7 separate regions of the Mus musculus genome follow, and regions 1, 2, 3, 4, 5 and 6 are each linked to region 7. A link is a loop called in an ENCODE intact Hi-C map of the cell type or tissue named here. Cell type or tissue: heart. All regions are shown on one strand. Links, peaks and the distances in the headings refer to the core of each region. The heading gives the core; the rest is flanking DNA. Region 1 overlaps Nmi (N-myc (and STAT) interactor). Region 2 holds the start of Prpf40a (pre-mRNA processing factor 40A). Region 3 has its middle 2.6 kb from the start of Stam2. Region 4 overlaps Cacnb4 (calcium channel, voltage-dependent, beta 4 subunit). Region 5 overlaps Cacnb4 (calcium channel, voltage-dependent, beta 4 subunit). Region 6 holds the start of Rif1 (replication timing regulatory factor 1). Region 7 holds the start of Arl5a (ADP-ribosylation factor-like 5A).

Region 1 (4,382 bases), core at 162-4,161, 450 kb before region 7:
TCTTTGTTTCCTCATCCATGGCCTCACATACTCTCATTCTAATATCACTTGTTTCTAGACCGTATGTATACAAGCCTTTCTCCTATAAAATAAACAAATCTATCTTTTGCTTGTTTTTTTTTTTTATAGATTCCTTCTTTTCCTATCCATGCCTTTTCTTCTGGAGAGCACTTTACCTCTCTATCCTTGATGTCCCCAAGTTCACCCTGGCTAATTAATAAAACAGCCATTGGACCGGAGGGAAATGTATCTCCTCGTGATTCCAAATTCAAGGCCAAGTCTGGCAATGAACTATTTATACAAAGGCCCATGTAGGCTTTTATGGACTCTGTGGTTAAAACATTGTCCTGATCCTTTCCCATGGCCCTAAAGGCTAAGCAGAAGGCCTGCTCCTCATCCTTCAGAGCCTCATGACGGCTTCCATCCCTCATTCCTGAGAACCACATCTGTTTCATTTATTATGACATCATTAGCTCTGAGTAATGGGGAACGTTCATTCCTCAGAAAGAGAGTTTGAAAGTCAAATAGAAGGGACAGTAGATCAGTTTCAAGCCAACAGCAGTCATCAGCACATGTGGAGATTGTAAGGATCAATGGCCTAGAGATGCTCCAGAGGCAGAAGCTGTGTCACCCCTTGCCTTACACAGCCATGTCAGACCCGGACTGTGTGTGTGTGTGTGTGAGTACATATATATATACATATACACACAAAAACATATATACATATATGTGTATATATACATACATGTACATATATGAATATGTGTATATATGTATATGTGTATTATGTTAACATATATACATATATTATGAAAGTAGAGGGGAGAGTATTTGGAGAAGAGGGACTCAACAAGAGGGACACAGGAGGCCAGCCAAAGCAGCGAGAGAGCAGTAGCACACATGTGAAAATGCCATAGAGCAAACCCTTTCTTTGTATGTGAACTGAAAACTAATTCAAAATAAATTTTAAACAAGAGTAATTTCACAGTGCAGGAAACCCAGCATAAGGGATCAAAATTAGATCCTCAAAATAAATAATAGGCTAAATGGCCCCTGATAGGCTGGACTAAGCTGACGAGACGCCGTGACCAAGTATGCACAGTCTGAACAAAATCAGGAAGAGGTCGCAGACAAACTTAGAGTCAGACGCTGTCTAGGCTATAATTTGTCTGTTTTGATTTTTTTATTTAAGTGAATTTTTTTTCAAGAAAGATGGGAAAATTTCCAGGTTAAAGGAAACTACAGAAACACAATTATTGTAATCTATGAAGCTCATATTGGGACAAATGGTAAAATGATTAGATGTTAGTGAATATCACAAATTAATTTCTTGATTTTTTTCAGACTGTGATATACTCAAACAGGAACTTCCACCCAACACCCTTTTAGTAAGAACTATACACTGAAGTATTGCTGGATCAAGCTCATTAGCTTGAAAATCTACTCTCAAATAATCCAGAGAGAAATATCATTTTATATGACATGCAACTTTTCTATAAATGTAAGATAATTTTAGATGCATTCTTTAAAATTACATAAACATATGCATGCATCTAAGATCTAACAGTCTAACCACAACTGAACCCTCAGCCTTAATTAAGCAGATCCTTAACTCACAAAGATCTGTTCAAGGGTCCTTCGCTGCCTCAACCTCCACCAAATGAAATCCTTTGGTTCTTCAAGGATCATAGCAAACCTCCAGAAAGTTCCTAAAGCTTTTTCTGACCTTCCCAGAGGACATTAGTTCTTCTTTATTGCTTACAAGGCACTTTGATTACATGTGTCATTTTCTTTGAATAATCAACAAATTTCTAAAGACTGGGATTACAGGCAGGCACGCCTGCTCACATTTATGACAGGAACCTATGCAACCAAGAACTGTGCACGTTACACTGTGCATTTTATATTGGATATTTTTTCTTCCCAGGAAAATATATTCATGTTCATATAGATATTAATTCCTCTTATTACATTTCTTAAGAAAGAAATTATAACATTTATAATTGTTTTTAAATATTGTTATTAAAACACCAATATTCTTCTTTTAAACATTTTTTAGATTCATTTTGTTTTTTTTTAAGATTCATTTATTTATTTTGATATATTTTTATATATGAGTACACTGTCACTGTCTTCAGACTCACCAGAAGAGGGCATCGGATCCCATTACAGATGGTTATGAGCCGCCATGTGGTTGCTGGGAACTGAACTCAGGACCTCTGGAAGAGCAGTCAGTGCTCTTACCTCTGTGCCATCTCTCCAGCCCAAAACACCAATATTCTTAAAATCTCTTGCTGTAAGTGGTCTATTACATAGCGCCCCCAGAATGTGTTCATCATATTTCTCATCTAAATATTTTCCCTTTCACACTGTGTGGAATATGTGGTAATTCTTCCCTTTCAAGCAATCTTATAGTAAGCAGAAAAATGACACCTTCAAAGACATCCATGTTCTAGTCCCAAGAACTTGTGAAAACATTAGATTACACTGCAGAGAAGATTTAAGGCTGCAAACTGAATTCAGGATGCTGATTGTAAAATACAGAGGTGGAACCTGGAGAGATGGCTCCAGGGTAAAGAGCTTGCTGGGTAAGCACTGGTACTTCCCATCCTGGGCAAGGTTCGAAGGTGTCCTGAAAGTCACTCTCAGTCTAGCCAAAGTCCAGGTCCATTGAGAGAGCCTGACTCAGAAATTAAGGTGGAGCAAAAGAGAAGACAATATCCAGCCTTCCACCTCTGGCCTCCACAGGTGCATGCTCAGGTATGTACACATATGCACGTGCTAGCCTGCGCGAGTGCACACACACACACACACACACACACACAATATGCAGATCATCCTGCATTGTGTGTGAAAACTTAACATGATCCAGAAGGCCCTCTAGAGTAAGAAGGGGATAACACCAGAGTTAGACTGAACACAGAAACATGATCAGAGAAGCAATGCTGGTCCTAACTTTGGAAATGGAGACGGAATGAGTTCATCCCGAGAGAGCTCCCAGAACAGAAGACAGCTCTGCTAGCCCTTTTACTTTATCCAGGGAGAGCCGCAGATGCCTACAACTGACACACAGACACACACAGACACACACGGGCACACACGGATACACACAGGCACACACAGGCACACACGGGCACACACAATCTAATTTTAAAATAGTACTAAAAGTAAGTATTTTTAAATTGAAAAGTGTGTACATGCACACACATGTATGCATAAGCCACCAAGGCCATGTAATTTATTATGGCAGTAAACTTAAAAAAAAATCATCTCATTTTCCTAGGGATACTTATATCGGGGGGGGGGTGCGGGGGGCGGGTACACAGAGTTCCTGGCAGCATAAAGAAGGAAGAAAATGGGCTGGAGAGATGACTCGGCGGTTAAGAGCACTGACTGCTCTTCCAGAGGTCCTGAGTTCAATTCCCAGCAACCACATGGTGGTTCACAACCACCTGTAATGGGATCCGATACCCTCTTCTGGTGTGTCTGAAGAGAGCTACAGAGTACTCATATACATTAAATTAAAAGAAAGGAAGGAAGGAAGAAATTATAATGTATCCATGTTGTATAGACCAGAAACAAGTCAAAAGATGGATACAATGTTAACAATTAAAAGATCCTAATTGAATTTCTTTTACAATCAGGGCACACTTGATTGAATAAATCGAGTAAGTGGTCTGTCTGAGTGTAGTGGCACAGGTCTGTAACAGGAGGATCAAGAGTTCAAAGCCAGCACAATGTAAATAGAAAGCAGTTGCCTCAAATGTTTTCACTGCTATGCAGAAGTTTGCTTTATAGGCAGAGAAGAAAGCTGAAAATGCAGAAACTGAACTGATTGGTTCACAGTTAAGTTCTCTGCAAGTCAGGGCCGGGGAGACCGGAACAGAATAACTGATTGGTGAATGTTCAAGAGCTTTTTGTGGGGAGTAAAGGAGAGGTGATTTCATTCTCTGGCCCAGTGGAACCTGCTGCTTTCCCTCTCTCCTGGCTGGACAGGACACAGGAAGTTTCCTTCGGGGCACACAAGGTAGCTCGGGTGCCTTTGGAGCAGGAGTCCTCTTAACCCAAACCAGTGCCCGCTAGAACTTACATTGAATATTCTCCTTTCAACATCTCCTTCCAAAAACAACAACAACAACAACAACAACAACAACAACAACAACAACAACAACAACTTACATATTCTGAAAAAGTGAGGCAGGACTACAGAACTCAGCACCTGCCAAAGAAATACAAATAATAGTCTTCCTGAGAAATCCATTTTTCTAAGAACCTTCTGGAGCCAGTCCCAATGACTGTAAGTTTCCTTTTCCCAGGAAGGGAAGCAACCCATGGCCGGAGCGCCTGGAGCGGGCGAGTCTCCAGGCAGCGCACTGGGGACC
Region 2 (4,382 bases), core at 190-4,189, 770 kb after region 7:
AAAGTATTCATTATCCTCACAGAGGAAGAATGCTAAACATTTAAACAGTCAGGTGCACAGAACATATTAGACTAAAAAAAAAATTAATAATAGTAGAAAACCATGAAGCAAAAGTCAAAATATCTGAAGTGTGTAAGTATAAAGTAAACTAATTAGGAATATGGTCACTGGCACAGCTAAAGAGAAGGGGCCACAAAACAAACTGTGACCAGTGTATGCCAATTACTTAAAAAAATAAAGTAAAATCTGCACTGTACTAAAAATGAGTAGCTGGCATCTCAGGACTGCTAGTGCAACAGCACCGGGACAGCAAGGGTAAGCAGGCCAACCCCTTGCAAACTTACCTTGCCTGGCCCAATGGACACAGAAGGCCCCAGAAAAGAGAGAAGCGTCTGGCAGTAGCAAATTGTTTTATTTTATCTTTCTGTGGAAAGAAACTAATTTTAAATAAGAACCAGAGCATTAGAGAATAAATATTTTTTAAAGCTCATTATCTAGTTAGAGCAGCTCTACCAAGAAAACAAGAAGGGTTTTGTGCTGCTTAGAGATGGAAAGATACAGAAAAAGAATCAAGAGTTGTCTCTGCATATCCTAGGGAGTTTTAAAGTATTATTATTCGAGAGTAACAGAGCAAAAGAATCTTTTCTATAAGGAACTCCTGCAGGCAGAATCTTTTCAGTTTGGTGCCTTTGAATACAATTTTCTTATCCAAAATTAAGGGCTATATTCCAAATATAAAAGAAAACCACTTAACACTGAGCCATTCTACTCTTTAAAATAAAAAAAGCAAACAAACAAAAAAACACAAGTTCCTGTTTCCCCCTGTAATTTCACCAGTAACTTTAGCCTTCATTGCTCAAACCATCGTCAAACTCAATAGTACTCATTAGCAAAAGAAAATATACAACTGGCTTTCTAAAATATTCTGCTAATCAAAAATTTCATGACTTATCAAGATATTCAACTGGAATAACCCAGCCCACCTAAGAATCAGTGTATTATATAGAACCTAGCATAGGACAGAACTGTTGATGCACCTCAAGCTCTTGTCTTTCTTGACCACTTCTCTAGAAATTCTACCCGTGTTCCTGAGTCATCTTAAAACCTTTTAATCCAATCACTCCTACGAAAAAACGTCCATTTACGATTTGTGCTAGAGATTCAAGGGGCAACGCACAAGTAGGAGTATAGAAGCAATTATCATTCAAAAATTAAGTAGAAAATGAGCTACCTATTTGGCACTGTCCAGGAAAGAATTAGTAATAGAGCAGAAAATCCCTCCGCACCCCAAACAAGAGGAAGATACTCCAAGAATAAAATTCATTCTACATGAAAACCCCAAGTAACTACTATTTTTCTGATGCTAGGCTTTACACATTCACCACGATTATCTTCTGATATATATTTACTCCTAGACCATTAATAATTATAATGCCTGAAATAAAGTCACTAAGTTAAATAGATTAGATGTATACTCTCACTTTAAATTATTTGCTTGGTTTTCCAGATAGGGTTTCTCTGTCTTGGAACTCAGTCTATAGATCCAGGCTGGCCTTGAACTCAGAGATCTAACTGCCACTGCCTCCCAAGTGCTGGGATCAAAGGCGTGCGCCACCACAGCCGGCTTATTTTTTTTAAAGCTTAATTTTGTTGAGGAAGTCAGTTAATTTTTTCTCATACAGTCTTACTACATTCAAAATTTGGTTACAGACATGAGCAATGTAATGTTTTGTCTTGTTTGAAGACATTACGTGGATATAAACTAACCTTTAAAGGGCTGCAAGTACACCACTGACTTACATCTTAAATACATCTCGACACACTCAAACAAAACTAAGCAAGCCAAAGGGAAAGCGTCTTCTTACTTGTCCCATTGGAGGCCCTCCCATAGGGGGCATCATCTGTGGCATCATTCCATGAGGTACAGGAGGCATGTTTGCTCTCTGACCCATAGGGTGCATGCCCATTGGTGCATAATGCATGCCAGGATGCCCCATCTGAAAAATAATAAAAAGGGAGAGTGAGAGACAGTTAAATGCTTCTTTAAAATGTCATTTCAAAAACAACAACTAAAACCCATCAATTAAGGCACAATATTAAATCACTGTGATTAAATTACAGTATTAGCATATACTGAAGTTAATCTTAATTACACTACAGTGATTATTAGATGGGGCCTGAAAATTTACAAAATAATGGAAAAGTTAAACCCATTAGCGGATTACAACCCCTCTCCAATGACTTAACAAACTGTTAAATGACTGGTCAGACTTGGTGACTATGTATTGAATTCCAACTTAAAAAATTATTACGATGAACACAACTTCCGTCACCTTTATACACATAACCAGCTTATACTACTTAAAATTACATTCATATGGACAAGACCTAAAACAGAGTGCGGGTACCCAAGAGTACTTCACAAATGTTTTAATAGAGTTAAACTGTCCCAGACACTAACAAATTCATGCCGTTTTAGGGAGCTTAAAATATAATACTTCCATTGTTCCTGGCTTGAAACTAAGTATCCGCAGCCAATTCTCCCAACCGAATCCCCCAAGCCCTGCAAATCACCACCACTCCCGGAGAAATAAGACCGCAGCAGCCGCTCCTTAAGTCCCACAGACTTAAGTGTCCCTACTGTAAGTCAAGCCTGGGGCTCTCAGATGCACAGTCCGCCCGGGGCCCAGCACCTTCCTTCTTCCTAAGGCATCTATCTACCTAGGCCAAGACCACTGGCAAGTCCAAGGTCCCACCTATTTCTTTGTGTGTTCCCGCCCTCCATCTCTCCCCCTTGGGACGTAGCCCACCATCTGCAGCTCTCTTCCTGATATGCTCTTCTCCGTTTGGAGAGAGCTTCCTGTTTCTCTGACTCGGTTTTTCATTGTGCCGCTTTCCCCTACCCCGCCGATCCCTTACCGAGGGCCGTCTCCTCAGGAAGCCGTCAGCAGAGACCCAAGAACTGGAGCACAGGTTTGAGCCGGACAATCTCCGCTCCCCGTCCCCGGGACCCCGCGAGGGAGGTTGGCTCTCCATTTCACTCACCATGAGGCCTCCACGCTCGGCTCCAGTCCCCGGCCTCATCGTCGGGCTCAGACTGCTCCGTCGGCGGCCACTGCCGCTGCACATACCAACAAGAAGCGATCTGAGTGGCTGGCGCCCGCCGGGGCCAAAGGGTAAAGGCTGCCCTGAGCTGCGGGGCGGGATCAGCGGGGCCAATAAACTGACAGGCTTCCCTACTGTCCAATCAGAGCGCGAGACCGACAGGCAGCTCTGCGGCGATTCGCCCCCTGCCTCGCTCGGCGTCGCCTGCATGGAGGGGGGGGGAGGGGGGACGGAGGAAGTTTCTGCGTCGAGTGCTCTGCCGGGGAAACTCTACCAACTTCCCCCAGGAAAGGGGACACGGCGGGGACCCAGATTCCCGGGTTCGGGCCACCGCACCCCGTCGGGGGGTGGGGCAGTGGCGTCCAGCCCCTCGCCCTAGTTACGTTCGCCCCACAAACCTGAGGCCACCAGGGGTGGGGTGGGGGTGGGGCGGGGGAAGCGGCACCCGGCGTTAGCGGCCTAGTGCGCGCGCGCGCGGTTGCCCTGGGGAGGGGGTCGTGCCTTTGGGGGTGGGGGGGAGAAACTCGAGAGCTGCGCGCGCGCCCGGCATAGTGAAGGGCGGAGGCGCGAACTGTATCTGGCGGGGAGCGGTAAAGACAGAGATCTCTCGCCCGAGGGAGGAAGCGACTGGCGGTTAGGAAGGCGCGGAACTGCGGTCATGGGGCTCGAGAGGTGCGTGCCCACAGGACCCGAAAGGGTGGAATAAATGAGAGTGTTGTCGCGGCGGGCCATGGGCGCGCGCTCCCACGGCGCCTCCGGAAGCGGAGTCCCCGGGTAACCCGCTCTTGCACTCCCCTACGGTTCTGCGCGCGGTGGTTGGGTCCGCCGACGGCCGTCTCTGATTGGCTGTAGCCGGGGCGGGGCGTGGCGGTGGTGGACAGCCGACCTTCGCGGGACTCTCAGTCTTTCCCGCCATGTCGTTCGTGGAGAGTTGGAGGTTTGCGGGCGCGCGGAGGCGCCGTCAGGTTACCCCAGGCCCTGCGACTCGGCCCGGGTATTCCGACTACACTCAGGGGGACAGCTGGGGTGAGGGCGAAGGCGACGAAGACGAGGGATGCGACCAAGTGGCCCGCGACTTGCGGGCAGAGTTCTCAGCCAGGGCGTCGTCGGAGACCAAGAGGGCCCCGCTACTCCCCCGGGTCGGGGACGGGTCTCCGGTCCTGCCGGATAAGCGCAACGGCATCTTCCCGGCCACTGCGGCCAAGCGAACCCAGGCTCGGCGGTGGCCCATCCAAGCCCTTTCCATTCTCTGTTCGCTGCTGTTCGCCGTCCTCCTT
Region 3 (4,382 bases), core at 180-4,179, 320 kb after region 7:
GGGGTGCGTGGCTCGGGAATGTCGTTTCCTTCGCCCCAGGTTGTGACAGCAGCTCTTCTCGAACCCGAGTACTTCCTGGGTACCAGGTCAGGTCTTGCTACTCGGACCCCGCGCCCGCATCGCGTCTGGTTGCTATGGAAACAGCTGTCGCCTTATGAGAGGCGCTGAGAATTGCCGCCTGGGTTGTAGATGCTCATGGGATCCCGCGGTTAACCAAGCCGAAATAGTCACCCTGGAAAGCGGCTGTGGAGAGACTCTTTGCTTCTCATTTCTCCTGCATGAAAACAGAGCTTGGACCATGGAATATAAAGACGAGTGAAGGGACTGGAGAGGTGGCTCAGCAATTAAGAGCGCTTGCTGCTGAGGTTTTCGTACCTTCGCGGAGGCAGGGGTTACAGCAGTCTGTAATGCCTAGTTCCTGGGAACCCGACACCCTCTTCTGGCTTCCGTAGGCATCTACACTCACCGTCCTATACCCACATGCAGACACGTAAAATTAAAAATCTAATGCCTGGCGTTGTGGCCCACGCCATTAATCCCAGCACGTGGTAGGCAGAGGTAGGCGGATCGCTGAGTCATGTTCAAAGATGAGTGAAGTGCACTCAAGCATTATAGTGCAAAAACATTTATAATGACTTAGTTATGTATAAGAGTCATAAATCCGGGTTCCCACCAGATCCAGCCAGGCATTTAAATAAGTATAAGTGTGCAAACACTCTTCCTGCAATACGTTGCCCTGTACGTCTTCACCCTGCTTCGTATCTGTTCATATCATTTATCACTCTCTATAGTACAGATAATTGTAGTATCCTTATTCATTAGACTATAAATTCCATGAGTTTTGTTCACAGTGTGAACGCAGGATCTAAAAAACAGTATCTGGTAAGAAAGTGCACGGTAAGTACTTTTAGAATGTGGCCATGGCTTTTGAATGGAAAAGCACACATCTAAAGCTGGCACCTTGAGCCGACGAAATCACTTGGCTGTAAAAGCCCTTCTAGCCCAAGCCTGAAGAGTGATGTTCAGCACCCAGAAGCCAAGGCAGAAGGAACCAACTCCAGAAAGGTGTCTTCTCCCCGCCACACACACACCCTTCGGCAGTATCCCGAGCACGGACCCTCCAACTCACACATATCATAAACACACATAATTTAAAAGATCTTTATAACCAGGCATGGTGGTACAGGCGGGTGGATCTATATAGTTATCCACCTATATAGATTACAGGTCAGACAGGGCTGTATAGTGAGACCCGGTCTCAAGTAATTAAGTATTTTTAAACTAAAGCTGGCAGCTCTAGTCAGTTTCAGCCATTTATTGAAGCACGAGCCCTTCCTTCTAGGACTTGAAGTTTTTCAACAATTTTTTTTTAATTTTGAGAATCATTTCAGTGTTTATTTATTTATGGACTCTTCTTTCAGTTTTGAGATAGGATCTTCTGTACCCTACATATCGACATATTAAAGAAGCAGACGTTATTTTCCAACCTCTAGTGTAAGGAGATGATAATAGATTCTTCCTGTGTGAAATCATCTGAATTGAATACATTATCTACTATAAAGTTAGGTTTACAAGTGAGATGGAAACATTTGCAGGTTAATGGACTAGTTTTTTTTTTTTTTAAGCATCTTAATCTAGAGTGTTCAGAATATGTCTGGACACTTTCTAGGATTAATCCCCAGTGTTAGAATGGAAATAAGTTACCTAGAAATTTGGCAGAACCTGTTAATTTTTTTCCCTCTACTTTTTTTTTTTTAACTTTATTTAATGTATTGTTGCTCTGCTGCATATACATCCTCCTGCCAGAAGAGGGCATCAGATCCCCCTATAGATGGTTGTGAGCCACCATGTGGTTGCTGGGAACTGAACTCATGACCTCTGGAAGAGCAGCCAGTGCTCTTACCCACTGAGCCATCCCACCAGCCCAAACCTGTTAATTTTTTAATTCTAGCATATAAGACACATGGCACCCATTTAGGGATATTTTGGAATATAATCTGATATCAATCCACATGTGAATAAGGAGTCCCAAACAGTTAGGTTGCTAGCAAAGACCACATGAGATAACTTAAAAGTACTTGTATTAAAAGCAAAGAATTGAGGGATAGCCTTTGAAAATATCATTTTAGAGGATCCTTGCTCCTGCTGTTTTATGGTGAGCATGCTCAAGTATCTTTATTTACCTGCTAGCATACATACCTAGTCAGTCAGTGAGTTCACTTAATTAAGAACAGTTTCGGTAGTGATCAGGAGCAAACCCTGTGTTAGCCACAAGAGGATAGTTGAGTTTTGTTACTTCACGTATAGAAGGAATTGAGCACTTAAAAGATATGTCTGAAATAACCTGCAAATTCAGATGTGCAAAGTAATTTGACTTGTTCATTTTTATTTTTTTAAGATTTATTTATTTATTTAATGTATGTGAGTACACTGTCACTGTCTTCTGACACACCAGAAGAGGGCATCAGATCCCATTACAGATGGTAGTGAACCACCATGTGGTTGCTGGGAATTGAACTCTAGAATAGCAGTCAGTGCTGTTAACCGCTGAGCCATCTCTCCAGCCCCCTTGTTCATTTTTCTTAATGCAGTATCTTTCGTACTTATCTCCATGGTGACAGGAAATACAATCAATTTCAGATAAATCCTGTTTCAGTGTTTTTCTCTGTTACTTGGGTTTACAATCAGCAAGTTCGATACCTTTACCTTAGGCCACGTACTCATGTATGCACCAAGATCCATCTTCAGGTATGTTCTCACTCTCCCGGCACATGCTTTTTGAGTTACCCTTATTATTCCACAATAGGGACAGTGTTTTCCAGACACACCATGACAAAGTTGAGTCTACTTGTTGGTGAAGAAACACCAAAGGCAGTGTGCTAAATCTTGAAAGAGGTAGAAGCATATTGCCGTTGTCTTCTAGCTAGGTGAAATAGGTCGGTCACTTGCATTCACAACATCAAGGAAATCTGTCAGCTCAAAGACCTAAATAAAGCTTATCCATCCAGAGAGCTCCTTCTGCATTCTGCAGTCTCATTCCTCCCACATCAGGAACTGAGCTAAATGAGTTTCATCTTATTAAATGTAAGTACCCACATAGAATTAGTGACTGGTATAGTAACTTGGCAGACACACACAGGAGGAGCTGCAGTGGGCAACTGAGCTTCCTGGAGACTGCACACCGTATTCTATGCTGCGGTGGGTGAATCCTGGAAAGGCATGGCCCTGGGAGCTTAGTCAGAGGATTGCTGTTGATATGCCTTTTCATATTTGTCAGTGCTGTATTCATTATTTTTCTGATAAGATGTGATGGGACAAAGGAAGTCCCTTTCTGCCTATAGTCTGTTATAATTGATTCCTGGGCATTAGCCCACCCTATTGGGCAAACTTCCTGCAGATTAACATGAAGATGATGAACTTTAGTGAAATGATGCTGTTTAGATGAATTAATGGTTTTATAGAATTCCTAATTCGATTGAAATAATTATAAGAAGTTAAGACAGTTAATAGAAAGTTTAAATTTAGTATCAAAAGTAGAGTGTACCTCCCCCTTGTAGAAGAGTAAAGTTTGCATGAGAAGGACTACAGTGAGCTACCATACATTATAAGTGCATATATTACACTAGGAAGAAAAATAGGCTTGGAACAAATTAATGATCAAAGAAAACATACATTCAAGGTCAGGTCCAAGGATAAGGCCAGAGGTGTGCACCATGATAAAGGAAGGCCATGATAAAGGTGGGCAATTCTATTGAAAAAAAAAAAACAAACTATTGCTTTGAATGTAGGCTTAGATCTTTCAAACTCTACCTTTAATAAGGGTTCTTAAATGCTTTAACCCTCCTTCTAGCCCACCACCCACCAGAGGTATTGGAAAGGGAAGGTTAACAGAGCAAAGGAGGATGTGGACTTGTTTAGAAATGGTTCTCTGGAGCAAATCCAATCTGCATTGCCAGGATATCAGCAGTTCAGTTCACTTGAACCAGCAGAAGCAGCTCGATCCACTTACAAACACCATTCATGAATCAGCAACAGCAGGTCGAAACACAAGAAATAGCGAGGCTCCTCCAATTGGCTACAGAGTCTACGGAAATGGAAACAGCAAGAAGTTGCAAGAAGCTGCCTGAACACCACCAGAATTTTTTGATGTGTTTCTCTCTATAAAGTGACAGATGAAAGATGACCAGCAAAGAAGAGTAAGGCATACCAATACCACACAGCATCATCCACTCTTGGTTGGGTTATACTTATACCCTTTCCAAATATCACATTCTCTCAAGCATCTGCTCTAGCAAAACATCACATGTCCTTTTTCCAGGCTGCTCCCAGAAAAACACCAGCAAAGCATCCTCCCACATGTCTGCCTCAATAAAAACAGCCTC
Region 4 (4,382 bases), core at 129-4,128, 150 kb after region 7:
AAAAGTGCTTTTCTCTTCCATTTCCCCCATTCCCCCCCCGCCCTGGGGGGGTATGAAACAATAAACGCACATTCGCTCCTTGCTTTATTAGTTTTTCTTTCAAGGATGAAGAATGCAACATTAAAGCAATTATAGACTTGAGGGACTTAGTAAAATGATGTCACGAAAACAAATACAACAGACACTGGCCAGAACTCTTGCCAGGGTGAGTTCCTCCGACGAGGTCCCCGGAAGGCCCTGACTTCTCAGTACAAAGTTCCTGGTCTCTCCAGAAATAACATAGCTGCTTCCCAGACCATAATAACATGATTCTCGGGTTATTCAAATGCAAGCCAGCTCCCAAGGAAGCCATATGCTGCCCACAGGTCAAGTTAGAAATGCAATGCTTCCTATCATTTCTTACGTTACTCAAGGGGACTCATTCTGTTGTCCTAGGAGACACTGACACCCTCAAGCACTTAGCCAGTGTGAACTGAACATGGAACACCCTTTGAGTGACTTTCACTTCTCCAAAGACTAGGTCAAGCTGTGTCACTAAAGAGGCCTTGAAAAGATTCTACAGCCTAGATGGTTTTCTAAGCCATGCACACAGCAAAACCTCAGTTCTATGAACTGTCAAAATGACACCTTCGTCAGCTTCCAAATTCAGTCATCACCACCTGGCGCCCACTGGCAGGGCTGTGTGAGTGGATCTCACAAGGTTCTCAACTCTGGTACACTCTTCCGGAAGTGTGAGAAGTCAGGACAAGGATGCCTCTCGAATAAGGTCAGGCTCTGAAACATAGTTTTGGTACATACCTATATCCAGAAGCACTCTTAGAGACAAAATAATTTGTGGATCCTATTTAGGTTTGACTCAGAAAACCCATGTGTGTGCTTGGAGACAATAATTGGAGCTTTGGGTCCAGGAGAGATGGCGCAGGAGAGGGAAATTTAGTCAAATCAGAGTTTGTAGGAAGAAGGGGGCACGGTACAAATGGACCAACATTTAGGTGAAAAGTACGCAGGCCAAGAAGACAGATTACGAGAGATACTAAAGAGTGAGTTATACACAAAGGGACATTCTCCCTCTCTCTCTCTCTCTCCCTCTCTCTCTCTCTCTCTCTCCAAACACACACACATGCACGCACGCACGCTCGCGCGCACACACACACACAAGTCAGAAGCTAGGAACCATTTTTATAGCCTCGATGAGTTGATAAAATCTAAAGGAACACATCCGAACACAAACATGCTAGTAAGCCAGCCATCCTAACGGTACAGGTTATATTTCTACCTGTTATCTGGAAAAGGGTCCCTGCTCCACAAGAGACCTCATGGGATCTTCACACAGACTAGCAGATAGGACATTCAAGCATGGGCCCTCCGCGCTTGCAAATCTTTATGACTTTTGTGCCCCAGCGAGTGAAAACAGAAAGCAGACTTAGACTTGAAGCCCACATGCTGATCACACATGGGATTAGAAAAGTTTGCAGAAACTGGCTGAAATGTTTTCCAAAGTTTATACTCAACAAAACACATTCTAAAGTACTGCTGGCCCTCCAAGTTGGCAAGCATGCTTGCTGAGAGGTTGGCAAGCATTAAGTGCCAAGGTAGCTGCCAAACCGACTCTCCCCTCAGACACACACCAGGAGTGTTCTTCAGTCCGTTGTGTAATGAAAACTCTTTCAGGCTCTCAGGCGCCAAGGTCACTGTGAGGTCAGATGAGAAAACATCCCTGGTGAGCTATTTGAATATAAGATCTGTAACTGGTAGCTGTTCAGAAACATGGCTAACACAAGAGAAGGATAATACACTAGGCTTGATAAGTGTTAACCCCCTCCAAGAAGGCCTTGAATTTGTACACGAACTGATGCGCGCGCCAATAGCATTACTAAGGCTACATCCTGGAAGAACCTGGCATTGGAGCTGTGTACACCACCCACCCAGGAATGTTCATGAGCGCTATTGTGCTTCCTGGGATGAAGAAAACGTGTCCTTGGACTGGTTTTCAATAAATATTATTTATTTCATAAATATTTATTGAAATATTTATGTCCCCAAGTAGGTTTATAGCTACCAAGTTATTGGAGAGGTGACCTGGCGAAGAAGGTCGAAGTCTACAAGAGGAGCCTGTACTTACACAATCAGAGCAAGTTGTTATTAAGGAGACTGTCTTCGTTTTGTTGTTGAATGTGTGTGTGTGTGTGTGTGTGTGTGTACATGTGTGTGTGTGCATGTGCGTGCATATGTGTGTATATGTGTGTATGTATGTGCATGTATGTGTCTGCATGTTTGCATATGTGTGTATATGTGTGTATGTATGTGTGTGTATGTGTGCATGCATGTGTGTGCATATGTGTGTATATGTATGCATGTGTGTGGTTTTGGGTGGAATTTATGTGTGTGTGTCCACATGGGGAGGGGCACAGCTGCTCATGAGTTCCCATATGAAGGCTAGAGGTCAACACTGCATCTTTGTCTGTCACTTTCCATCTTATTTTCTTATTGTTATTAGAATGACATTTATTTTTTAATGTTTTTAATTGAGATAGAATTGTATCACCTCCCCAACTTTTTCCTCTCTTTTCTAACTCCCAAGTGCCTTCCCGTGAACCCTTCTCATACCCTGACACTTTCAAGTTAATAGCCTTTTTCTTTGATCATATTTGTTTCACACATACACACATATAAATAATAGAATATATATGTATATGTAGTTATCACTTGCTGATCCCATTTTTTGTTGTTTGTGTATCTATGGTTTCATTTTGCATTGGATAACCAATAAGAGGGCTCATCCCTGAGAGAGGCTGATTCTCTCCCCAGCAGCCAACAGCCGGTAGTTCCTTTGTCTAGGGGTAGACTCTGCAAATATCCCCCCTTCCACATTAATATGCCTACTGTTCTTTCTATCTTATTTCTTGATACAGGCTCTCTCACTGATTTTGGAGCTCATAATTTTGGCAGTACTAGTTTTTCCAGGGAGCCCCAAGGATCTGCTTGTAGATGTGCCCCCACCCCCCAGTGCCACCATAGCCCACTTCTACATAAATGCTGGGGATCCAAACTCAGGCCATCACACTTGTATACCACGAGTACCTTACCCACTGAGCCATCTCCCAGCCCTTGTGGTTACCTTTCTCTAAATCCATTGACTTCAGCAGCTTACCTGGGTTCAGGGAATGCACTGCAGTAACTGATACTAGCATGGAATTTAAAACTCCATCTGCTTACATCCACCCCACAGCCTGAATAACACAATCACAGCCTCCATTTCCTCTTCTCATCTATTGAATTCGGCTCAAAAGTAGCAAATCTGAACTTAGCTTCTCTCCCATGTGTTCATTTGGCTGGGAGTGTCGAGACCTTCATGCGCTGCCCAGACAGCCAAGGATTAATGGAGGAAGAACTGGACAAGCATTGTGTCTTGGAGGTTCAGAACTGAGGACCCAGAAGCCCCGAGTATTAATGCTGGGTCAGCCCACGACTTGCCAAGTGACCTTACATAATCCTCCTGGCTTTCTCTCTTTTATTTTTTTCCATCTGTAAACTGAAGAATGTTAGTAACTCAAAACTAAATAGCCCAGTGTCCACACTCTCTGCACAAGTTTCCCCCTCCTTTCTGTCCTTGGAGCTGAGCAAACTTGACATTCCTTTCCAACAATAAAGAATGTTTTTCTCATTTCTTTTATTTTCTCTCTTTTGAATAACAGTTTCCAAGACTGGAAAACTCCAAGGTTTGGAAGAGATGGAGTCGCAGGAAACACCGGCAGAGACAGGGAAGGAGAAAGAAGAACCCCAGTTCCCCCACTGACATCTGGTACTTGTTAGTAGTCTTGAAAAAAACAAAACAAAACATGAAACTAGTGTCTAGAAATGATTTGTACCAATGACTGAATAAACAGACATCATGGGGTTTGAAAGCCAAGAGCTTCTTAATTTCCGTTTGTCTGTGTCTTGATTAATGTTCCTATTGCTGCAGTGAAACACCATGACCAAAAGCAACTTGAGAAGGAAACAGTTTATTCAGCTTACACTTTCACATTACTGTTCATCACTGAAGGAAGGCAGGACAGGAACTCAAACAGGACAGGAACCTGGAGGCGGAAGCTGATGTAGTACCCATGGAGGGATGCTACTTACTGGCTTGCTCTGCACGGCTTGCTCAGTCTGCTCTCTTATAGAACCCAGGACCACCAGTCCAGAGATGGCCCCATTCACATTGGGCCATGTTAGGAGCGGGTGTGGCGGCAGTCCCAAAGGCGCCAGGGACTGTAGCTAAGTCGTATGACTTGCACCTGACTTCCTCATATAAGCCACAAACATCTTGAGAGCTGCGCAGGTGCACCAGGATACCGGTGAATCCAGTTTGATGGAGATATGCCCCTACTGCCCTGATT
Region 5 (4,382 bases), core at 201-4,200, 170 kb after region 7:
TGCCAAATGTCAGCTCTTCATTGTCTGGGCTTCTGTCTCATCCTGTAAGATGGTCTGAAAGGTTATTAAAGCTGTGTAAAATCTCTTCCCAGCAGACAACTTCCCACTCTGGGCTGGCACCCTTTTTTTTCTCCCAGAATGAGATTCCTGGGGAAATTCCCATCTCTTTGGGGGTCCTCTGTTTATGGAATCCCATAAGATAATACATGGCTCAAATGTGTAGTAGGGTCTTATTAGTGTTGCTATTGTTTTTATATGGTATGAGAGACAGAGATGCACACTCTCATTCTGTAGCCCGGCCTACCCTGAAACTCCCTATTAGTTCAGTCTGGCTTCAAATTCACAGCAGTCTTCCTATCTGAATGTCCTGAGTGTGAATGAATGAATATGAATTCCAGTTCCCTTCTAGGTGGTGTTGGCGATGACGCGGGACGCAGATGGAAGTAATTTTGATTCCCTCCAGTGAGGAGAAGTTACGACTAATGTTAGCAGTGTTCCCACTTGAGAGAGCTTAGTCTTTGCATTTCGTGGATTAACACAAAGTCTCTGTATGGATTAATAACACAAAGGAAAGCTTCAATAGTGTTGTTCCAAATTTTCAAAATGTGTGCTGTCAGGCTAGTGAGATGGCACAGGGAGTAAAGGCACTTGCTGCAGGGACCAAAATAGTGGAAGGAGAAAAGAGACACCTGCAAGCTGCTTTCTGACCTTCACCCGCATGTTGTGGCATGCATGTACCCTACCCCCATACACACTGTAAATCAAATAAATAAATAAATAAATAAATAGGTAGATAGATAGACAAACAAACAAATAAATAAATAAAATGTAATAAACCATTCTTCGAGCAAGAGCCATGGCTTATCAGTTAAGAACACTTGTTCCTTGTGCAGAGGACCCAAGTTTGGTCCCCACTATCTGTTGGGCACCTTACACCCACTTTATCTCCAGCTAGAGCGAATCTGCTGCCCTCTTCTGCCCTCCATGTGTATGTGCACACAGAGACCCACGCAAAGGTACACATAGTTAAACAATACATTATTTTTTTTCAAATTCCTTCTATTGCCGAGGCAAAGCATTGCCTTCTACCTGATCACAAACCATTTCTGCAAGGCTCTAGAAAGCACAGCGTTTGGTCTGTGGCTGACCTCTTCCTCCTTGAGTTGAAAGCATTGCTCTGCACCATTCTTTTGATTTTCCAGAGTCTCCCAAAGCTCTGTGCAGCCGTTCTCGCAGCCTTTTCAGCCCTGCCTTTCAATCAGCTCCCAATTCACCCTGTGTACTTCAACCTCCTGCCCAAAAGCTAAGAGATGAGTTCCCATGAATGCTCCAAGGTTTTCCCGTGGTCCCCCACCACCTCCCTGCCTACCTTTGTCTGTGTTACATATCGTTGTTTTAAAGAACGTTCTCTTCACTGTCTGCCTTAGATGCACTGAGTTAAAAAAAAAAAGTCATCTGTCACTGTATTGATGGGATTTAGAGCTAGAGAATCCTCTGCAAGTTCACAGAAGAGAAAGTGCCTGGAGCTGGGAAAGAGGGAAGCCTTACTTGACTGATTTGCTCAATGTGATTCTCTTCTGTGGGCACTTGAAGCAGAGCCCGCACACTGGATAACTCAGTGCTAAACGAGTGAGTTTCCTCTATCCAGGGCAGCATGAAGCTTCTCCTCCCCTCTCCTGTCTTCTGAAAAAGCCAACAGCACGTGTCCCTCCATCACCCTCTGCTACCAAGAGGCGCAGGACCCTCTCGCCTCCCTGCCCAGGTGCTCCTTGCTGTCTCACACAATTTACAAGGTCCACTGTGCCTCTGCTGAGCATATATTTGCTGCGCTCCTGCCAGTGCTGGGAGTAAGGGCCTAATTATAGCACTGGTGCAATTCATAAGTGCATTTAAATAGGAAGCAAGCTGCCTTTCCTACCCCTACTCTCCTTCCCTCCTCCCTCACTCCTTCCCTTCCCCCCACCCCCACCTCCACCAAAGCCCCTGTGGTCAATTCTGTCCTCCCCTCCTGCCTACAGCAGCTCCTGTAGTTGGTGTGGGAAGAAGCTGACGTATGAAATGACAGTTCCCATTGCCTTTTGTAAAATTAAAAAGAAAAAGAAAAAAAAAACCCACAAGCAAACAGTCAGCTAAGGCAAAGGGTGGAAAGGAGATAGTCCACTGTGGTAGCTGCTCAGGGTGACACTTTCCAACAGGAAGTCATAAATGATCGAGCTTTTGCTCCATTGTCTTCAAGGTAGAGGGAGAATTGCCCTGTCCCTTGCTTCTGCCACATTTAAGAAACACTGGGTGGCGACATCTAGCGGTTCCTGTTTAAATTGCTCTTGTAGTACAGTGCCATGAAGAAACAAAAGCAGCAGCTTTCAGAAAGCTGGAGTTAATTAACAGTAGTACAAGTGCAACCAGTTCACCCTGGGTTTCTGCTGTGCTCATCCTGGCCCGCTCTGCCCTGTGGCCGACAGAGATAACAACCATGAGTGAATGGGTCATTAGAGGCCACAGCAGAGTGCTCAGGACACTGCCTACCCTCAGGAGTTACTCCACCCATCCTTGCTGTATTACAAACATCATAGTTACGGCACTTGGTGAAACTGCACTCATTCCTACTCTACTGACACAGCCAGGAAGACATGCACCATGTGTCTTATGGTCTTGCATGCCCATGACGCAGGCCGCACGCACATCATCAGGGATCTGAGGACCTCCCAACTTTCAATATTACCCAAGCCTATCAGTGGCCTAAGTCCCTGGAATTTTGGTTGAATGGGACATGCTCTCCTCAATTCACAACAGTCCCATGGGCCCCGTCATCTTGCTTTAAACTGTTCCCATGTATGTTGACTATCGACCATGGAAGACACTGTTGAGACCCTAAAGAATGCATGTAAGGACCAGAGATCAGTCTTGGTGTGGTGTCTAGGAGCTGGACAACTTGGTTTTTGAAACAGAGTCTCTTATTTAGCCCAGAGCTCTTCACACTAGGCTGACTGGCCAAGGAGCCTCAGGGTTCTGTCTGCCTCTACCTCCCTCACACAGGGGTTACAGCGACATGCCACCACGCCTGGCTTTTCCATTTTGGGTCTGAAGATCTAACTCAGGTCCTGATGAATTAATAGCAAGTACTTCACTGACTAAAACAGCCCTCCAAACCCATTCTGTGACCCTTCTTGATCCTGTCATCTGGACAGCAAGATGACAAGTGGCTGCCTCAAAGCATTGTTAGAAATGAGTCTATAAGCACGTTGTGCCTGTCACATTACCCAAGTTCCATGTCTGAACTTCTACTGACATCATTCATCTTTCTCCTGACAACTCTAACACCTAGTCTTTTAAGCAATTTTTTATTTTTGGTTTATGGGCACTGTTTTGTGTCTGTGTTAAGCACCATCAGATCCCCTGCAACTGGAGTTAGAGTTGTAAGCTGCCATGTGGGTGCTGGGAGTTGAACCTGAGACCTCTGGAAGAGCAGCCAGTGCTCTTAACTTCTCCAGCCCTCACAGTGTCTTTTTAAAGAGTGTTTTCAATTGTGGTAGAATACACACACCAGAAATATTGCTACTTTGACAATTTTTTAAATGTGCCGTTCGGTGGTATTAACGACATGCTTTTTTTTTTTTTTTTTTTTTTTTTGTGCAACTTTCATTGCCATCCACCTCCAAAATCTTCTCATTGTACAAACTGAGTCTGTACACATCTAACACCAACTCCCCATTCCCTCCTCCCCGAGACAGCTGTGATCCCACTTTACTTTCTGTCTCTGCATTTAATACCTCGTATGTACCGAATCCCACAAGACTGAGTCTTCTGTGTCTAGGTTATTTCTCCCGTTTTGTTCTCTAAGTTGCAAACATCTTGCTGGCAGACATGCAGTTTACCTACCACTCCATCCTCCATCCTTCCCCAGGCTCTCACTAGCCGGTGTGGAGCTCTGCCTAAGTGTGGGGTCTGCATCCTAAGGGTGAGGAGGGGTGGCATGGCTGCACCTGGGAGCTTGTTAAAAACACAAAACCCTGACCCCCGCTGTGAAAGTTCCAAACAAGTCTGCATTTTAACAAGATCCCCGGGGGAATCTTCAAACACTGTGAAGGGCAAAGTGGCTTGGCATGAGACAAGGAAGGCAATGTACTGTGGCTCCTTTGTTAGGTTCAGCTACTTCATCTCTAAGTACTGTAAGTATTTGTTGATGGAAAGATTCACGAGGGAGTTGAATGTCCCTATGAATATCACCATCCTGCACTTCCCTGAGTCGAGAAAGGACACCTCTTAAAAATTAGCTCAAAGCGGGTGGAAAATAGGCCAGAGAAAACTGTCACATCCCAAAGTAGCCTAGCAGATGTGACAACTACATATCATGTGGCATCCTGGGTGTGACCTTAAGACAA
Region 6 (4,000 bases), core at 1-4,000, 350 kb before region 7:
GGGATTACAGATTTGTGTTGATTAAATTTTCTAGAAATTTTGCAGGTAGTCTGTGTGGGTAAGGGAATTTGTTTTGATTCTAATCTTTCACCCTTTTCTATGAGATAGAAAACACCAAAGAGCAGAGAACTCATTAGCCTAGTAAAATTGCATGTGGAGCTCAACGATTTTACAAAAGCAACACTTGTTGCTCCCAGTACCTTGGACCAACCAGCAGAAACTTAAGTCATTTTAGGAGATCTAGAGCTGGGTGTGGTGGTGCACACCTTTAATCCCCAGACGCGGGAGGTTGGAGGATCTCTGTGTTTGAGCACCCGGGGTCAGGAGAATTTAAATCTCAATGGAAGGAATGTGGGTGGTGGTGGGGTAAAGGACGGAAAGATTCCACGGATTTCCCCACTCCCACTGAATGAAGCTGAAGGCTTGTCAATATTTGCTTTGACTTTTGTGACGGGCCTGCTTTGTAAGTCAGTGAGAGCTGGAACCGGAGCTGTCTTCTACCTCAGCCTTCTGAGTGCCGGGAAACAGGTGTGTACTACCGGGCTTAACTGACCCATAATTCTTGAAAAGGGGGATTTAAAATATGGGCTTCTCACAGGGAAAAGTTAGGTGCTGGTGGGTTGTTGAGAACAAGCGGCAGACTGGAGGTTGGAACCTAGGGCTTCAGTGTGCCAGGCAAATTCGCTAGTAGAGCCTGGCTCTGGGTGGCCCTATTATTCTTTGTTGTTATTTTTACTTTTTTTTTTTTTTTTTTTTTTTAAAGACAGGGTTTCATTATGTAGCTCTGATTGTCCTGGAACTCTTTTATCTGTCTGCCTAGCCAGTTTAAGTGTTGGGAGTAAAGGCGTGGGCCACTAGGTCCTGCTTCCCTGACCTTCTGTGCTTAAAGTTGAAACAATCTTGCGGGTTGTGGAGAGTGCTGAGAGGCACGTGAAACGATTTCAATGATTACCACGTTGTTTAAGGGTTTACTGTCGTTTCTGCCGCACCTGTGTATCCCAGGGCCACCGTCACCCCTCTACACCTGGGGTCCAATGGAAGTAAACCAATTCTAGGCAGTTGCCTCTGAGGAATCTCAAGGCTGAAGGGCGGTATTTTGAAATCTGCAAATCAATACCGCCCATTTCCAGGCCTTTGTTATGCACGCCATGGGTCTCCTTTAGCAACACTCCCCCCCTCCCCCCCGCTAAGAAATGTGCTGCCACTAGTCCCCACTCTCAGAAGCTGAGATGAAGTCAATTTCCTAAGGTCACAGACCAAAGCTTGAATGCGTGGCTTTTGAGGCACCTCCGACTTACTCATTGGGCTGGGGCTTAGAGGCAGAGAGCTAGGTTTAGCAAGTGGACCTCTAGAAAACAAAAACCCAACAACAGCAGCAGCAGCAAACAACAACAAAACAAGCCCAACAGCCTGCCATTCACTCTCAATCAAATGGTTTTGTGGGCTCCTTTGGGAAGCACTGGAGTTTTGCAAACTTGGTCGGCTGAGCAAGTAGCTGGAGTCAGGTGGAGTGGGGCACTAATTTACATCACCCATCTCTAGCCCCGGGCTGGAGGCGATACACACCCCCCGAGGTGCTCCGGGGGCGGGGGCGGGGGCGGGGGCGGGCAGCAGGCCATCGAGCAGCCCGGCGCGCCACCGCCCGTTGGATTGGCTCGAGCCTCTCCCGCCAGGCCTGCCCGGCTCCCGCGCGCCGCTGGGCCCGCCCCCCGCCGCCATCTTGGTCGTGGAGGAGCGGGCTGCACGCGTGAGTAAATAAGCGCGAGCCGGGAGCGGACGGCGGGCCCCGGGGCGGCGAGCTGCGGAGCGGACTTCCCGCGTGGGGGGTGAGGAGCGGGAGGCTCGGCTCGGCCCGGCCGGCGCCGCCTCTGCCCCCTCGCGGCCGTGCTGCCTGGGAAGCGGCGGCGGGAGCCGGGCAGGCGGGAGGCCGGCCTGCGAGCGCGCGGCCCGGCGTGCAGGTGAGGGCGCCGCGCGGGCCGTGCCACCGGTTACTGGGTGTCTTCCGGCCTCGCTGCAGGGTGGCGGCCGACATGACGGCCCCAGGTCGCAGCCCCCTGGAGCCGCTTCTGGAGACTTGGGAAGACCCCTCGGTGCCTCCGGGAGAGCAGACGGACGCCTACCTAACTCTGACCAGGTGAGGCGGGCCGGGGGGACGAGCCCGGGGCGGGAGCCGGGGCAGCCGTGGGGACCCGGCGGACGCGGGTAGTTCGGGGTGCACCGGGCCATTGCCTGCCGAGTGACGTTGCGGGGCGCAGCGGCGGCGTCCGAGGGCTTCTTCGGGGACGAGCGGTTCTGTATTTTTTTGTCTGGCCCGCAGACGGGAAAGCCTTTAAAGAAAAGTTTGGAGTCGAGAGGCGTTTGGAGAGCAGGGCTTTGCCCTGCGAACCTCGGACGCCGTGGGAAAGTTGGCGATCCGGAGTTAGTGGGTTTAGTTAGGGTCTTTGGCTCAGGCTCGCTCCAGTGCTCATCCCCCGACCCCGGCCTCGAACTTGTGGTTCTGCCGGAGTGGTTGAGATTACAGGTGCGCGAGTCAGCAAACCGGCCCCAGAATTGGCTTAAAAAAAAAAAAAAAAAAAGCAGAGCCAGGAACCCCGTTTTGACTTATTTGAAAGGCTTTAGAAAAATTTCTGAATTTTGTTAAACTTTCGTATTTTCTGAGTTAGAAAACATGATTAGGGAAAGGGATTCCCACTTTCTTTTCTCATGTAAAAATTACAAAAAAAGAAAAGAAAAAATACGTTTTCGAGGCCAAAAAGCTTTGAGGCAAGTTACCGCTTATATGTGGTCTAACTTAAAACATTTTTTCTCTATACCTTTAAACTTTTTAAAGAAAGAGGTTAATTCCAAGGGCTTGAAAGTCGTCTTTAAAAACTTAAAACAAAAAGCCAGTTACGAGTTAGAGTGCCTGCGGCTCCAGGTGTTGGATGGCTCTGGAACTGGAGTTACAGGTGGTTGTGAGCCACGATAGGGGTGCTGGGATTGAACACCAGTCTTCTGCCAGAGCCTCTCTGTGTTCTTACCCTGGATCATCTCTCCAGCCCTGAAAGTAATCCTTAAAGTGATGGCAATAACTTTTTGTTTGTTTGTTTATGCTTTCGACTAAGCTTATGTTCTATTTCCTTTAAAGTCGTATGACTGGAGAAGAAGGAAAAGAAGTCATTGCAGAAATCGAGAAAAACCTTTCTCGGCTGTACACGGTTTTAAAGGTCTGTGTTCCTTTCTTAATGACTTCGCACTGCCTCAGTCTGAACCCACTAGACTGAGCCCTTTGAAATCTTTTCTTAGCCTTCCAAATCTGGGATTCCAGGAGCAACTCTGACTAGCTTTCTGATAAAATGGTTTTTCACTGTGGATGGAGCATCATTATCCAGTGCATTGTTAATGCCCTGAATACAAAATATCATCAGTTATATTGATGAGATTATTATCTCAAGTGATTATATATGGTTCATCAGGTGCTCTCAGTTACCTTATGTGTCCTCTCACTTCAGTTCATGTATGTACCACTAAGCTACATCCATAGACCAAGTCTGCTCTTTAAAGCCCCACTTTGCAGGTTAGGAAATCGGTTCATTTGCCTAAAGTCTAAAGTGTCTAGGGTTGTCAGTTCAAAGCTTATGTCTTATTAAAACAATAAGATCTGTGTTTTGGAAGGTCTGAGTAATTTGTCCTAAAATGGCAACTATCTTAGTCTTCCCTTTCGATAGACAGTATTCATATTCATGCTTTTTTGTTTGTTTGTTTGTTTGGGGCAGAGGGATTTTTTCCAGTTTGGGAACCAGGTAGCTTAGCTAGGTGACAATCCTGTCTCTGCCTTCCAATTGGGATTATAGGCTGGCACTGACATACCCCACAGTACGTGTTATTTATTTTTATTTACATTAATTTTTGCTAATTTTGCTTTTTGGAACACTTTAAAAAATTAGTTAACTTGTTTTCCTTGTTTAATTGTAATAGTTAATATCGGACTGAGTGTATTCTTAGCCTCATCTGGCCACTT
Region 7 (4,382 bases), core at 139-4,138:
TGCATCCTACGTGACAGGATCACAGGGGACCCCACCACCACATCCCGTTATCTCTTGAATGGGTGTGGTGAAAGGGAGGCAGGCCCTCTACCAACTAAGCTACAGCCCCAGCTACAATACTTTTTAATGGTGTCAATAAATGGCAGTATCTAGAATAAAGTTTGAGCGCTCCGGAATCTGTGCCCCACCTAAACATAGCTCTGGTTTTCTGGGCCCAGCAAGCAGTTCACCAGCTCAGCTTTAATTGAGCAGCTGCTTTTTGAGAAGCCAGAGCTGCTAAGTCTCTGCGTTCATCGATATAGCAAACTCTGCAATTACCCAAAGCCTCTCTCCGCAGCTCTCCATGAAAAGAGTATAGAAACGTGTGCTGATCCTTCTGTAAAACAAAGCATCGAAGACACACCTAACTTATGTGCCCCCTTCTCCACAGGTCCAAGACTAGCAACAAGTGTTTGTGACAGTGAATTCCGTGAGGCTACTGAGCTGGGAAGAGACCATTTAACGATTTTTTTTCTTCACGATCTCACTCTATTGACTGGTAATTTCCTAGGAACTGGACTCTATTAATCCTCTTGTTAATTTTCAAACTCTGAGTAAACGTTCAGGCAAATGCTACTACAAAATGCAGAGCACAAGATCTGTGCTGCTACCAATGCATTCCTGCTATCATGTGCAACTAGGTGAGTTTCTTTTAAAGTTCTAATTCATTTTTTAAGTTACAGCAACGGTTTGGTCACTGACTCAAAGAAGAAAGTGAGACCAGTACCAGAGACACTTTAAAGCAAAAGGTCTTTCTAAACCAAAGCAGAACTGAAACACTAGTCTCACTAAATTCAAGACTGTAGAGGACAGAACTAGAATAAGAACACTTATTACCCACACAAATATCACCAGTTCTACAACAATGTAACCTTTAGTACTTCAAACCTAGAGATTAAATATTCAAAAACTGTAGACCCCACAAATCCCTCCTGTGCTAGGTGAGAGTATCTAAACCCACAGAATTATGAAGCCACTAGAAACCACTACCCCGTCACACGTTCTCTGCTGACCAGACAGAGCTAATGGAAATATCCTCTTTATTGCCTTCCACTTCATTTAGTACCGTTATCTTAGGTATCATTTTTAAAAAAATTATTATTAAAAAAAGCAGAACCCACTAGGGATTACAAGTCCCATAAAACCAGCTCTATCCCAGAGGAGGAGCAAGCCCGGCAACTGCTCCTTCTAAATAGTAGGCGCCACCGTTCATTAAGTTTTAACTGGAAAAAGTGGGGGTGCGACAACGCTACCAGCTTATACAAGAGAAAAACTGTACGTGCTTGACAGATGGAATGAACTGCAAGTAGAGCTTTTTTTAAAAAAAAGCACTATATTTCATTTCAGTAACTATGTAGTTCTGTTAGGACCATATTCTCTCCAGTATCACACACCCATTTTGTAATTTTTTTTTTTAATAAATCCCCTATGCCTTTCCGTGGCAAATGTCTGCATTTAGGCGAACTTAACACAGTAACCTGCTAGTTACCTAATGCTAATGAAGCCTGCCTCCCGAGGCAGGCTTTTAAAAGCTTTCAGCGAAACACTTTAACAAGGGCCAAAAACAAAACAAAACAAAACAAAACCCAAAACCTTCTAATAACCTAAGAAAGAAAACGACCTTAGGCTTGACCTTTACCACTGAGACAAACGGCGCAAAGGAGAGACACTCCATCACTATTCCGCAGCGAGGGTCTCCCCGCCCATCCCCCCCACCCCCACCCCCACCCCCACCCCCCAAAGCGAACCAGACGGATCCAGCACTAGTTCCAGTTTTCCGCATTCTGCAAGCCGTGGGCTCGGTGGCGCCGCTAGGGTCAGGGCCCTCGGTCCTCACTCTAGAACCCCAGCTGTTGCCCGTGCGGCCCAAACACAATTGCGGGCAGGCGACGGGGATGGAAGCAGGCCAGGCAGCGCGCTGGGCCCTCGGCGTGGGGCAGGGCACCTTTTGCGCTCGCGATCAAATCGGAGAAATGGGTGTATGGCGGGAGGAACCTCTCCCCAGCTCCCCGGAGACAAAGGCGACCCTCCTGCCCGACAAGGGCCGGGACCTCCCCGCCCGGCCCAGCCTCACCCTGGTGATTGAACAGCCTCCAGATCCGGGTAAAGAGAATTCCCATCCTCGGGCAGCGGAGCCCTCCAGCCTCCCGGGCTCAGGCTGCGGGGCAGAAGGACGCGCCGGGGCCTCCGCCTCTGCTCCCGCGCCGGCCGCGCGCCCGCTTCCAGGGACCCGCGGGGAGGCCGCAGCCCAGGCCGCCCAGCCACGCGCGAGGCCCCGCCGCTACCGCCGCGGCGCTCGCCTGGCTCGCGGACATCGCCGCCGCGTTGTCTGCTCGAACCTCGCGGGCCACCGTCCTCCCCCAGCTCCTCTCCGGCGGTGGCTCGGGCAGGGGCGGGGCGGAGCGAGGGGACTGCGCAGGCGCCGTGCCCGGAGGCGGAGCGAGGGAGCTGGAGGCGGGGCAAGGGGGCTGGAGGCGGGGCGAGGGGCTGGGAGGCCTCTGCGGCGCGGAGGGTCAGTGGAAGGAAGGCTGCGGCGCTTTAGGCGCGCCAATGTCGGGGATTTGAGGTTGTTTCTAAGTCACAATGCAAATATGTAACCATACTCAACTCCAAAAGTGCCAGGTTTGGACCCCGACGATGGTAAGCTTTAAGTCTCTTTAGAGCCTATTTTCCCTGACAAGCAGCAGAAATCATTGGCCTATTTTTTTTTTTTTTTTTTTTTTTTTTGTCGCTGCGGTTTTTCGTACTTCTACCTTTGCTTCTCAGCGCTCTTCCCTCTCCAATCTCCCTCTGCTCTCAGGCCACTCTTGGCTAGAACACTTTTCCTTAAGTATCTCCCCGGTTTAAAAATCTTAAGGCACAAAAGCCGTCTGAGCTGAGTCCAAAAAGACTGTAGACAAGAAACTCACTGGTCTTCACGATATGATCGTCTTTTTCTCTCATTCAGGAGTCACCATCATGTTAAATAGATGGCCAAATGCTGTCTGTGCTCTTCATTCTGCTGCTTGCCTAAAGTTTAAACAGTTGTGCCTCCTGGTATGCGAGTGTCCAGCTCTGCGCCCCTGCGCACCCCCACCCCCACTCCCCGCAGGATAAGTGGCTGAAAAGTAAAATATAAGTAATCGCTGGCGAACTTGATCCGAACGAAGAGTTCTTGCCTGTGTTTTGTTTTTGTTTACTTTAGTTCCCTTTAGCTAAACAGGTAGACTCTAGATCTCCATATTCCTGATGTAGGAACAGGGTCGATTCCTGAGGTTAACTGACGACTGTGATAGTTTTGACTCAAAGAGAAACTGGGGTTGTCTACTTCTTCCACACACATAAACAAACAAAAAGAGTAGAATCAGCATCATCTCTTTCTATCCTCTTTAAGTTTGTAAAAGGGAGGGAAAAAAAAAAGGCAGAGACGGAAAAATGTGGGAGACTTGTGAAAGGCCCTTTCGAGCTGTTCCCGACCTTATCCTCAACAGCCACATGAAATGAAGCACTATACTCTGCCTGACTCCTAACCATATACTACCGTATAGCTCAATGTATGGGAAAGAGTTCTTCATCTTCTTTGGGGGCTTGCGTTCAAATGCCAGTCTTAGAGGAGGCATACATAAAGGAGAATTAGATCTGGATATACTTAATAGCCAGTGGGCTGTTTAGAAGATCAATGTTCGCATAACCAACTTACATGAGCTCTTTAGTGATTCCATTCCCATCCAGTTTAGGCAGGGCTTTAGCGGCTCTGAGTCATTTTACAAATTCCCACATGTCTTTGGCAACTTATTAATGTATGCCAGACCTACATTTACCCATGAAGTTAGAGATCTGTGTTTTAGAACTCTATTAAGGAAATGGTCTCTTAGGCTATTTTCCAAGTGTCCCTCACAGAAGGGGGGATGGAGTTGACTAGTAGAATCTTGGCTGACTTTAGTAGACAAAATACAAAATTGTTAACTATAGATGTAACTGGGAATCTTTAATGAGGGATATCAAACATTTTGTTCTTCCTTCTGAGACCTTCTAAATATTTTATCCATTTTTAAAGTCATGAGCAAAATGCCATGAAAGACCTCAGCTTCAAGGCAGGAGAGAGTAAAACATGTGCTTTACCATTCTACAGTTAACAAGCAGAATACTGGATACAACACAAGAAACAACTGTTTCCAGATACTGGGAAACAGCCTGTGGAACTAAAGAGAAACAGTGAGCTTTGCCATTGCTCTGTATTTGCCCTCCTTAGCAAAAACAATTCCCAGGCAACTCCAGAGGGAGTGGATAGCCAAATAAGAGGGGGACAGTCTCTTACCATGAAGACACAGCTGTGTGCTTCCGGAGTCAGGGAGGCTAGAATT

What was found. Hi-C counts contacts between places; a loop is a spot of excess contacts. Peaks named below come from ENCODE experiments on the same cell type or tissue, not always from the same donor. Only the 100,000 strongest peaks of a DNase experiment are listed, where the experiment ranks them.
Region 1: it touches region 7 in a loop (4-fold over the local background); 2 of 42 quality-filtered maps call a loop at or near these places.
Region 2: a loop joins it to region 7, with 2.6 times the contacts of the local background. A loop is called at or near these places in 5 of 42 quality-filtered maps.
Region 3: a loop joins it to region 7, with 5 times the contacts of the local background. A loop is called at or near these places in 4 of 42 quality-filtered maps.
Region 4: a loop joins it to region 7, with 3.0 times the contacts of the local background. A loop is called at or near these places in 14 of 42 quality-filtered maps.
Region 5: it touches region 7 in a loop (4-fold over the local background); 20 of 42 quality-filtered maps call a loop at or near these places.
Region 6: a loop joins it to region 7, with 5 times the contacts of the local background. A loop is called at or near these places in 3 of 42 quality-filtered maps.

Annotation. Positions count from the first base shown.
Region 1 is chr2:51,968,409-51,972,790 of GRCm38, forward strand. Nmi (N-myc (and STAT) interactor) reads right to left here. Exons shown (of 9, transcript NM_001141949.1): 2 at 4,180-4,219. Among named protein-coding and RNA genes, the nearest start is that of Nmi, 2.6 kb to the right of the region's middle. In heart, for the core only: a CTCF peak has its summit at 2,146 (motif pointing right); a DNase peak (open chromatin) is centred at 3,943; H3K4me3 peaks cover 321 bases; H3K27ac peaks cover 345 bases.
Region 2 is chr2:53,188,104-53,192,485 of GRCm38, forward strand. Prpf40a (pre-mRNA processing factor 40A) reads right to left here and starts at 3,151. Exons shown (of 26, transcript NM_018785.3): 1 at 2,920-3,151; 2 at 1,866-1,997. The coding sequence starts at 3,129. Arl6ip6 (ADP-ribosylation factor-like 6 interacting protein 6) reads left to right here and starts at 3,981. Exons shown (of 4, transcript NM_022989.4): 1 at 3,981-4,382. The coding sequence starts at 4,020. In heart, for the core only: a CTCF peak has its summit at 1,892; DNase peaks (open chromatin) are centred at 3,208 and 3,938; H3K4me3 peaks cover 2,639 bases; H3K27ac peaks cover 2,018 bases.
Region 3 is chr2:52,742,517-52,746,898 of GRCm38, forward strand. No RefSeq gene overlaps it. Among named protein-coding and RNA genes, the nearest start is that of Stam2, 2.6 kb to the left of the region's middle. In heart, for the core only: CTCF peaks have their summits at 440 (motif pointing left) and 1,800 (motif pointing right); no DNase peak of the experiment used is centred there; H3K4me3 peaks cover 654 bases; H3K27ac peaks cover 251 bases.
Region 4 is chr2:52,577,425-52,581,806 of GRCm38, forward strand. All of the region lies in intron 2 of Cacnb4 (calcium channel, voltage-dependent, beta 4 subunit), which reads right to left. Among named protein-coding and RNA genes, the nearest start is that of Cacnb4, 97 kb to the right of the region's middle. In heart, for the core only: no CTCF peak of the experiment used is centred there; DNase peaks (open chromatin) are centred at 1,657 and 3,417; H3K27ac peaks cover 277 bases.
Region 5 is chr2:52,588,794-52,593,175 of GRCm38, forward strand. The region is part of intron 2 of Cacnb4 (calcium channel, voltage-dependent, beta 4 subunit); the gene reads right to left. Among named protein-coding and RNA genes, the nearest start is that of Cacnb4, 86 kb to the right of the region's middle. In heart, for the core only: CTCF peaks have their summits at 958 (motif pointing left), 1,159 and 2,312; a DNase peak (open chromatin) is centred at 2,478; H3K27ac peaks cover 1,737 bases.
Region 6 is chr2:52,071,120-52,075,119 of GRCm38, forward strand. It overlaps Rif1 (replication timing regulatory factor 1), which reads left to right and starts at 1,718. Exons shown (of 36, transcript NM_001355415.1): 1 at 1,718-1,747; 2 at 2,018-2,134; 3 at 3,128-3,206. The coding sequence starts at 2,031. In heart, for the core only: a CTCF peak has its summit at 1,858 (motif pointing left); a DNase peak (open chromatin) is centred at 1,712; H3K4me3 peaks cover 2,590 bases; H3K27ac peaks cover 1,663 bases.
Region 7 is chr2:52,422,477-52,426,858 of GRCm38, forward strand. Arl5a (ADP-ribosylation factor-like 5A) reads right to left here and starts at 2,398. Exons shown (of 6, transcript NM_182994.2): 1 at 2,114-2,398. The coding sequence starts at 2,159. A430018G15Rik (RIKEN cDNA A430018G15 gene) reads left to right here and starts at 2,536. Exons shown (of 3, transcript NR_165461.1): 1 at 2,536-2,679. In heart, for the core only: no CTCF peak of the experiment used is centred there; a DNase peak (open chromatin) is centred at 2,465; H3K4me3 peaks cover 3,324 bases; H3K27ac peaks cover 3,353 bases.